2 separate regions of the Homo sapiens genome follow, and region 1 is linked to region 2. Evidence: read pairs that join two places in POLR2A ChIA-PET (ENCODE). Cell type or tissue: B cell. All regions are shown on one strand. Links, peaks and the distances in the headings refer to the core of each region. The heading gives the core; the rest is flanking DNA.

Evidence for each region. Peaks named below come from ENCODE experiments on the same cell type or tissue, not always from the same donor. Only the 100,000 strongest peaks of a DNase experiment are listed, where the experiment ranks them.
Region 1: POLR2A ChIA-PET joins it to region 2 with 6 read pairs; 2 of 35 experiments call an interaction of 5 or more read pairs at or near these places.

Annotation. Positions count from the first base shown.
Region 1 is chr22:42,586,929-42,591,313 of GRCh38, forward strand. It overlaps POLDIP3 (DNA polymerase delta interacting protein 3), which reads right to left. Exons shown (of 9, transcript NM_032311.5): 8 at 578-644. Among named protein-coding and RNA genes, the nearest start is that of POLDIP3, 26 kb to the right of the region's middle. In B cell, for the core only: no CTCF peak of the experiment used is centred there; no DNase peak of the experiment used is centred there.
Region 2 is chr22:42,935,574-42,939,958 of GRCh38, forward strand. The region is part of intron 1 of PACSIN2 (protein kinase C and casein kinase substrate in neurons 2); the gene reads right to left. LOC124905128 (a long non-coding RNA gene) reads left to right here and starts at 2,133. Exons shown (of 2, transcript XR_007068119.1): 1 at 2,133-3,285; 2 at 3,389-4,385. RefSeq lists an enhancer at 3,817-4,317. In B cell, for the core only: no CTCF peak of the experiment used is centred there; a DNase peak (open chromatin) is centred at 1,948; H3K4me3 peaks cover 919 bases; H3K27ac peaks cover 2,029 bases.

The sequences.
Region 1 (4,385 bases), core at 149-4,148, 350 kb before region 2:
ATGGCTTCCCACTGTACTTAAAAGCCAAATCCAGCTGGGCGTGATGGTGTGCGCCTATAGTCCCAGGTCCTCAGGAGGCTGAGGGGAGAGGGTTGCTTGACCCCAGGAGTTTGAAACCAACCTGGGCAACACAGTGAGACTCTCAAAATAACTGAAAAAGCAAAAAACAAACAAACAAACAAACAAACAAAAAACCTCACTGGGGAACAAAATAAGGGGTAGCATCTGGCACTGTCTCCATCAGAGCCAATCATGCAGTGGAGTTCTCTGTTCCCGGGATGATGCACACAGCTAGGAGACCCAAGCAGCCTCCCCCTCCAACTTCCACTCAGATATTTCTAAATCAGAAAGCTGAGAACGAGATCATAATGCTAGTCCCTATAGGGTCAAGCCCTGGGGAAATAACAAAGCAAACCATTTTGGTCAAGTTTAAGCATATGAAACGGCCAGCTGCCATTAGAACAGAGGAAACGGAATGGGGGGATGAAGGGGAGCTGTGATGCAGGCAGTTTACCCATTAGAACAAAAAGAGATGGACGGAGCTGCCTCTCCCCAGCACCCCGCCTTTGGAACTCACAGCAGGATGGGCTGGTCTGAGGTGATAACATTCCCATTCATGTGAAGGTTGCACTTCATCGGCTGCCCTGAAAAACCAAAGAAAGAAAAAGGCTCTGCTATGAGACCTCGGCTCCTCACACAAGAGGACAAGGGCTGTACCTCCATTATCAATGGTCAAAGCACCCACCACTGGCAGTTCTGGCTCCACAGATGGAGATGGGGCTGCTAGGTTCCAGTCAAGCCAGACACTAAGAAAATCCCAGGGCGTGAGGAAACCTCAGCAGTGGAGCACCAAGAGGCAAAGTGGCCACAAACCTTGCTTCATACAGGAAGAGATGAGTGGGAAGTGAGGGAGAAACGAGACTCAATGTGAAGCCATCCAAGTAGTAAGGGAAAAGGTTTATGCTATCAAATTCAGTGAAAAGATGATCAAAAGCATTATGTACAGGCTTCTACTCTGTCTACAAAGGATGAAGCACTAGGAAGACCACACTCCCACTGTATACAAAGCATAACATGTGTAACGGTAATAGCACAAAAAAGAGGAAGAAGGAACAGGGCCATGTGGGAGTAACATTTCCATATCTTACTCGAGTTAAGTTAGTGAATACATCATTAAAGGAATTAAAATATTGGGGAAAAAATGTGAAAGAAAAGCCACTGAAGAGGAACAAAAAAGTAAAATGGGGCCGGGCGCGGTGGCTCACGCCTGTAATCCCAGCACTTTGAGAGGCTGAGGCGGGTGGATCACGAAGTCAGGAGATCGAGACCATCCTGGCTAACATGGTGAAACCCCGTCCCTGCTAAAAATACAAAAAATTAGCTGGGTGTGGTGGCGGGCGCCTGTAGTCCCAGCTACTCAGGAGGCTGAAGCAGGAGAATGGCGTGAACCTGGGAGGTAGAGCTTGCAGTGAGCAGAGACCACATGCCACTGCACTCCAGCCTGGGCAACAGAGCGAGACTCCACCTCAAAAAAAAAAAAAAAAAAGTAAAATGGAAGAAATAAACCTAATTATCAATATTAAATATGAATGGATTAAATAATCCAATCCAAAGACAGATTGTCAGATTGAATTCAAATAAAAAAAAAACCAGTAAGATCTAACTATACACTCTCTATAGGTGACACATTTTTCTTTCTTTCTTTTTTTTTTTTTTTGAGATGGAGTTTCGCTCTTATTGCCCAGGCTGGAGGGCAATGGTGCGATCTCGGCTCACGGCAACCTCCGCCTCCTGGGTTCAAGCGATTATCCTGCCTCAGCCTCCGGAGTAACTGGGATTACAGGCATGTACCACCACACCTGGCTAATTTTGTATTTTTAGTAGAGATGGGGTTTCCTCATATTGGTCAAGCTGGTCTCGAACTCCCAATCAGGTGATCCGCCTGGCGGATTACAGGAGTGAGCCATTGTGCCCAGCCTAGGAAACACATTTTTACAGTTGATGAGAGAAAAAGATTGAAAGTAAGAGTGGGCCAGGCTTGGTGGCTCATGCCTGTAATCCCAGCACTTTGCAAGGCTGAGATGGGCAGATCACTTGAAGCCAGGAGTTTGACAGCAGCCTGGCCAACATGGCAGAAACCCCATTTCTACTAAAAATACTAAAAATTAGCTGAGTGTGGTGGTGCACACCTGTAGTCTCAGCCACTCAGGAGGCTGAGGCACAAAAATCGCTTGAACCTGGGAGGAAGACGTTGCAGTGAGCCAAGATCATGCCACTGCATTCCAGCCTGGGCGACAGAGCGAGACTCCGTCTCAAAAAAAAAAAAAAAAAGTGAACAAAGATATATCACTCAAATAGCAACCCTAAGAAAGCTGGTCTTTTACTTATTAGCTTATTAGCTATTAGTAATATAAAATGAAATATACTTTAAAACAACAAAAAAAGTGACTAGAGGTAAAGAGAGATTTAAATTTGACTGAAGGGTCAATTCATCAGGAAGAAAACAATCAAACATATATGCAAGTAACAACAGAACCTCAAATATATAAAATAAAAATACACAGAAGTGAAAGGAACAGACCAACAGTAATAAAGATCTCGCCGGGTGCAGTGGCTCACACCTCTAATCCCAGCACTTTGGGAAGCCCAGGTGGACGGATCACTTGAGGTCAGGACTTCAAAACCAGCCTGGCCAACATGAGGTCAGGAAATCAAGACCATCCTGGCTGACACAGTGAAACCCCATCTCTACGAAAAATACAAATATTAGCTGGGCGTGACAGTGGGCACCTGTAATCCCAGCTACTTGGGAGGCTGAGGCAGGAGAATTGCTTGAACCCGGGAGGCAGAGGTTGCAGTGAGCTGAGATCATGCCACTGCACTCCAGCCTGGGTGACAGAGGGAGACTCCGTATCAAAAAAAAAAAACAGAACCTCAGTATTTCACTTTCAATACTAGATAGAACCAAGCAGATCAACAATGAAACGCACTTAAACATTACAAAGCAACAAGACATAATAGACATGTACAGAACATTCCACCTAACAACAAGAAAATACATATTTTCCTTAAACACTCATAGAAGAAAAGAAAATCTGGAAAATTCATGAATATATGGAAATTGAAACAATCCTAAATAACCAATGGGTCAAAGGAGAAATCACAAGGGAGATTAGAAAATAATTCAAGATGAATGAAAATGAAGGCATGATATACCAAAACACGGAATGCAGTTACAGCCATGCTTAGAATATATAGCTGTAAATGCACATACAGTCATGTATCATTTAACCATGGGAATACATTCCAGAGTGCAGTGGCACGATCACAGCTCACTACAGCCTCAACTTCCCAGGCTCAAGTGATCCTCCCACCTCAGCCTCCCCAGCATCTGGGACTACAGGCACACGCCACCACGCGCCCAGCTAATTTATTTTTTGAGACAGGGTCTTGCCACGTTGCACAGGTTGGTCTCAAGTTTCTAGGCTCAAGCGATCCTCCTGCCTCAGCCTCCCAAAGTGCTGGAATTACAGGCTTCAGCCACCACACCCGGCTGTACAGCATGTTACTCTACTGAGTAGAGTAGGCAACTGTATTTGTACATCTAAACGTAGAAAAAATACAGTAAAAATATGGTATTATAATGTTATGGGCCCACTGTCATATATGTGGTCTGCTGTTAACCAAAAAGTCCTTATACTGCATATGAATACATTAAAAAGCAGAAATAAACCTACAGAATGGGAGAAAATATTGGTAAATCACTTATCTGATAAGGGACTTAAGAATATGTAAAGTACTTCTACAACTCAGTATTTAAAAAGCAGACAAAGATTCTGTACAGGCATTTCTCCAAAGATAGCTGGGCACAGTGGCTCATGCCTATAATCCTAGCACTTTTGAGAGGCCGAGGTGGGCAGATCACCTGAGGTCAGGAGTTTGAGACCAGCCCGGCCAACATGGTGAAACCCTATCTCTACTAAAAATACAAAAAAATTAGCTGGGCTTGGTGGCGTGCACCTGTAGTCCCAGCTACTTGGGAGGCTGAGGCAGGAAAGCCGCTTGAACCGGGGAGGCGGAGGTTGCAGTGAGCTGAGATCACGCCACTGCACCCCAGCCTGGGCAACAGAGAGAAACTCAAAAAAAATAAAAAAATAAAAAAATAATAAAAAATAAAAATAAAAAAAAGAAAGAAAAAGGAAAATAAGTATCTTTCCACATCCAAACATATGACAAAAAATAAGAAAAAACAAAAAAAGAACAGAAATTCAAAACAAAATTAATTTCTTTAATGACATACAAATGGCCAATAAGCACATGAAAAGGTGCTCAACATCATTAGCCATGGGGAAATGCAAATCAGAACTCCACTGACTCACCCAGGG
Region 2 (4,385 bases), core at 274-4,273:
TTCAATCTTTTGCAACACAAATTATTCATCAAGTCCTATAATCACTGAGATTTCAATTTGGCTTGTTACCAAAATCCCAAATACTGGCTTCGAGGAAAAAGTGTTTCCACAGAGACAAGGGCAACTTGAGAACAGGTTCACGGGCCAGACACTGAAACACACTGGTCCCGAGGGAACACAGGTGGCCCCACAAGCAGCACCCTCAGACAGCATGAGACCTGGAGAGCTCAGAGAGTCCCAGGCATCCCAGGGGCTCCATGGCACCCCTGAGAGATGACCTAGCCATCAAGTCTTACTGGCCACGTTACCCAGGTACATTCTATCACTTCATTCTTCCTGTTGAAAACTACAGAATTCCAGCAGGGCACGGTGGCTCACGCCTGTAATCCCAGCACTTTGGGAGGCCGAGGTGGGTGAATCACAAGGTCAGGAGATCGAGACCATCCTGGCTAACACGGTGAAACCCCGTCTCTACTAAAAAAAATACAAAAAATTAGCCGAACATGGTGGCGGGTGCCTGTAGTCCCAGCTACTCAGGAGGCAGAGGCAGGAGAATGGCGTGAACCCGGGAGGCGGAGCTTGCAGTGAGCCAAGATTGCGCCACTGCACTCCAGCCTGGGCGGCAGAGCGAGACTCCGTCTCAAAAAAAAAAAAAAAAATCCTACAGAATTCCACTCATGAAACAGGGATGACAATGCACACCCTGTGACTTCTGAGGATTCACTTAGATCATGCGGGGAAATACCTGTCTCTCATCTGGCAAACAATCCATGTTGGTTCCCTTCCCTGGCTCCAGTATCAGTGGAAGGAGATGGAGCAGAATGACCCCGGACTTAGCACAAGACTCCTCCCCTCTGACCTTCAGTTCCCTTGTTCATGGAGCAGATGATCTTTAAGTCCTATGAAGACTCAAACATTCTAAGGGGACATGAAGCATAGGCAAAGGCAAAGGATGGACTGGTTTAAGTGAAAATATGTAGTATGCATTTTGTATCAAAGCAAAAAAAGAAAAAAGACTTTTACATATATCAAAGCAGAAATAAAGATGGGGTTATGGCTGGGCATGGTGGCTCATGCCTGTAATCCCAGCACTTTGGAAGGTCCAACTGGGTGGATCACCTAAGATGAGGGGTTCAAGACCAGCCTGGCCAACATGGTGAAACCCCATCTCCACTAAAAATACAAAAATTAGCCAGGTGTGGCAGCACACATCTGCAATTCCAGCTACTCAGGAGGCTGAGGCAAGAGAATCACCTGAACCCGCGAGACGGAGGTTGCAGTGAGCCGAGATCATGCCATAGCACTCCAGCCTGGGCAACACAGCAAGACTCTGCCTCAAAAAAAGGGGGGGGGGCAGGGGCAGTAAATTAAATTAGCAAATACCTATTTACACCCATTGCGAATGCATTAGTAATCTACCCACCAATGCCTACTTTCCATTCTTTCAACACCTGTATATTGGGTGCCTGTGCAGCCACACGGTGTTCTGAATGCTGGGAATCTAACAGCGGAGAGAACAGACCAAAACTCCTGCCCTCATGGGTCTGTGTTCTGGCACAGGTGACTGACCCAGCAGGTGCTATGCAGAGAAATAAGCGAGGATGAGATAGGGAGGAGACAGAAAGGAGACTGCTTCTAAACAGAGTGACCAGAGAAGGTCCCCAAAGAAGGTGACACCTGAGACAACATGGGAAGAAGTAAGCCATATGGGCCCCCAGAGCACAGGCAGCCCCAGCAAAAGGCAAGAGAGGCCCACCTGGCATGTCTGAGGCACAGAAAGACAGGTGTGGCAGCAGTTCCTGGTGAGATGGCTGTGGGTGAGCCCAGGCAGGCGGCAGTAGAAATAACGATGCATGAGCTTAAACGGGCACCGAAGACAAAACAAAATGACCTCTTTGTTCAACTTCTAGCCCCACCACCAAAGTCCACCTCTGAGCCCCTGCCTAGATGTCCCGGCTCGATCACCAAGGTTGTGTGCAGTGACTACCACACACTGAATCTCCACACGGCCTCATTCTCAAGGAGCCCTGTGCAAGCAGTCAGGCATGTGAGTCAGCATACGAGGTGCTTTCACTTACCACACCCCTTGCCTGGCCACAAATCCTGCACTTCCCCTAACTCGGCTCTCCCTCAGACTCAACCAAGGCCCCACTGTGGGTGAGGAGCAGGGACACTGGCTCCCAGCCCTTTCCATGGCACCCATGCAGCTCCGAGAACAGCAAAGTCCAGCATCCCTAGGGGGTCACACGATCTGAAGACCAGTCACACAGACATGGAGCCCCGCAGGGGGACCCTTCTCCTGGCTCGAGCAGTCTGGACCCCCATCTCCAGAAGGCTTCAATCTCCCACTGGAGAACTCTGGAATGACAGCGGTAGAAGTCTCACCTGCGCCTGCCTGGTTGATTTTTCCCAGCTAACTTGCTCCCTGCCCTCTACCCACAGTTGTACAGAGTAAAACAAAATCATCATGTTAAATACTAGATTCTAGATGACAGCCCTAAAAACGACTGCCATTTAAGTCGAGCAAAATTTAAAATCTTTTTGAAACAAACCAAGCAATCACTTGAGGTAAGTTTGGGGAAGGTCTTTTGAAATCAATCACTCTCTCCACTGGAGATCCAGTTTCCAAGTTGTTTCCTGGGCTCGCGAAGCAGCAGAAGGTATGAATAGAGAATGCTAGGCAGTGAATTCCTAAAACCCGAGGATGAAAACACACACGGTTCTGAAGATCCCACAGAAAGATATGCCAATTAATCTTATTCTTAAAATTGGCCTGAAGAAGAAAGGGAAGCCCCTGATGCAGAAACTGCATAAGGAATCCTCCCCTCTGGAACACACAGGAGGCGTCAGAAAGAAGCCTGACCTTCTCCCTTTCCCATGACCTTAGAGGAAAGGAAGGTCAGTCACAGCAGCAGTGGCTCAGAAGCAGGTAGGGAATCTTTTTCTATGGGAAGAGCTCACCAGGTGTGTGCTGTGTGCCAAGGACCACAGCAAGCAGAGGCTGTCCAAACATGAAGAATGCCTCTGCACAGGCCAACTGCATGTTCCGCAGGACCATTTAGGTTGCACCATCTCCCTCTCGACAGCCTGGCACAGTGGCATTCCGGTGTGTGCTACCCGTGCCTGGCTGGTGAAGAGCCTTTCTCCCACTCCACCTGGAGCTCCACGAGGGAAGGGCTTCACCCTTTTTATCTAACCCAAAGCAAGTGCTCAAGTAACAAGAGAAGACGACAAGGGAAGGGAAGAGAGGAGGTGCTGTTTGTGCTGGATCCCGAGGTGGAGAAGGTAAAAATGCTGTCTGTGACAAATTTGTATTTTTTAAAAATCCTATATGCAGATTCATATAGTAACCCTTAAAATAACCATGTTTTCCCCAACATCTTTATAGGTCAAAGGAAACAAGCTGATGACCAGCCATCCTGGTGGCATTCAGACCGCTTGCTCCAGCTGACAACCACCTGGGCTATCAGAATCAGCAGCAAAGGTAGGACAGGCCCCAAGGTCACCCGTCCCAGCGCAGCCCATCAGCTCTTAGCTCACCTATGCAACTTAATGAAGAGCTGGAGCTAACAGCGTGTAATTAGATGTGTCCCCAAAACTCGTTTATCTTATGCAATGGGAACACATCAGCTGACAGATCCAGACTTGCCTTGGACTGATTTTTACAGCAATATTTTTTTAGCCTCTGGTTGGCAAGCACCCTGGGAATGTGGAGATGGAGGCTGAACACTTCCCCAACCTAAATACTCAGTTGATGTTCCAGAGGTTTAAAACAGAAAAACTTACTTTAAAAAGGACAAAAATGACACTTTTTCAAATTTGATATTAACATGAGAATTCAAACAGTAGTGTAAGAAGATGTACAAGAGTCTAAAGATTTGAAAGAAGAATGATTGGAAGTGACGCAGTTAGAGCAGGCCTAACTGAACCAGAACGATGCAACTCCACAGCTCCTCCCCTCCCCATTCCAGTGGAGCCAACCCCACAGAGGGAATGGGAAGCACTCCCACAGGGCAACGTTTTTAACAGAAATATATAACAACTTTTGCTTTCAAAGTTGGGTGGGACTAGAACACACAATGGAAGGATGGAGTCAGGAGACCTGGATTCTTGTGCCCGCTCTGGCTTTTACAGTCTGCCTAACTCTATGCAGTCACTTCCTGCCAGCCTGTTTCCTTACCTACAAGAGGGAGAGACACTCCCTGGCCAGCCTAGTTCTCAGGGTGAACGAAAGGTCATTATCACTGCATCCTCTAGTCATTTGCTTCTTCGCTAATTAACACATCTTGAGCACCTGCGATGTTCCAGGAACAGGAGATGGCAGCGTGCAAGATAAAGTCCCTGACTTCTAGAGACTGCATGTTAGTGGCAATCGGCGTCTACCC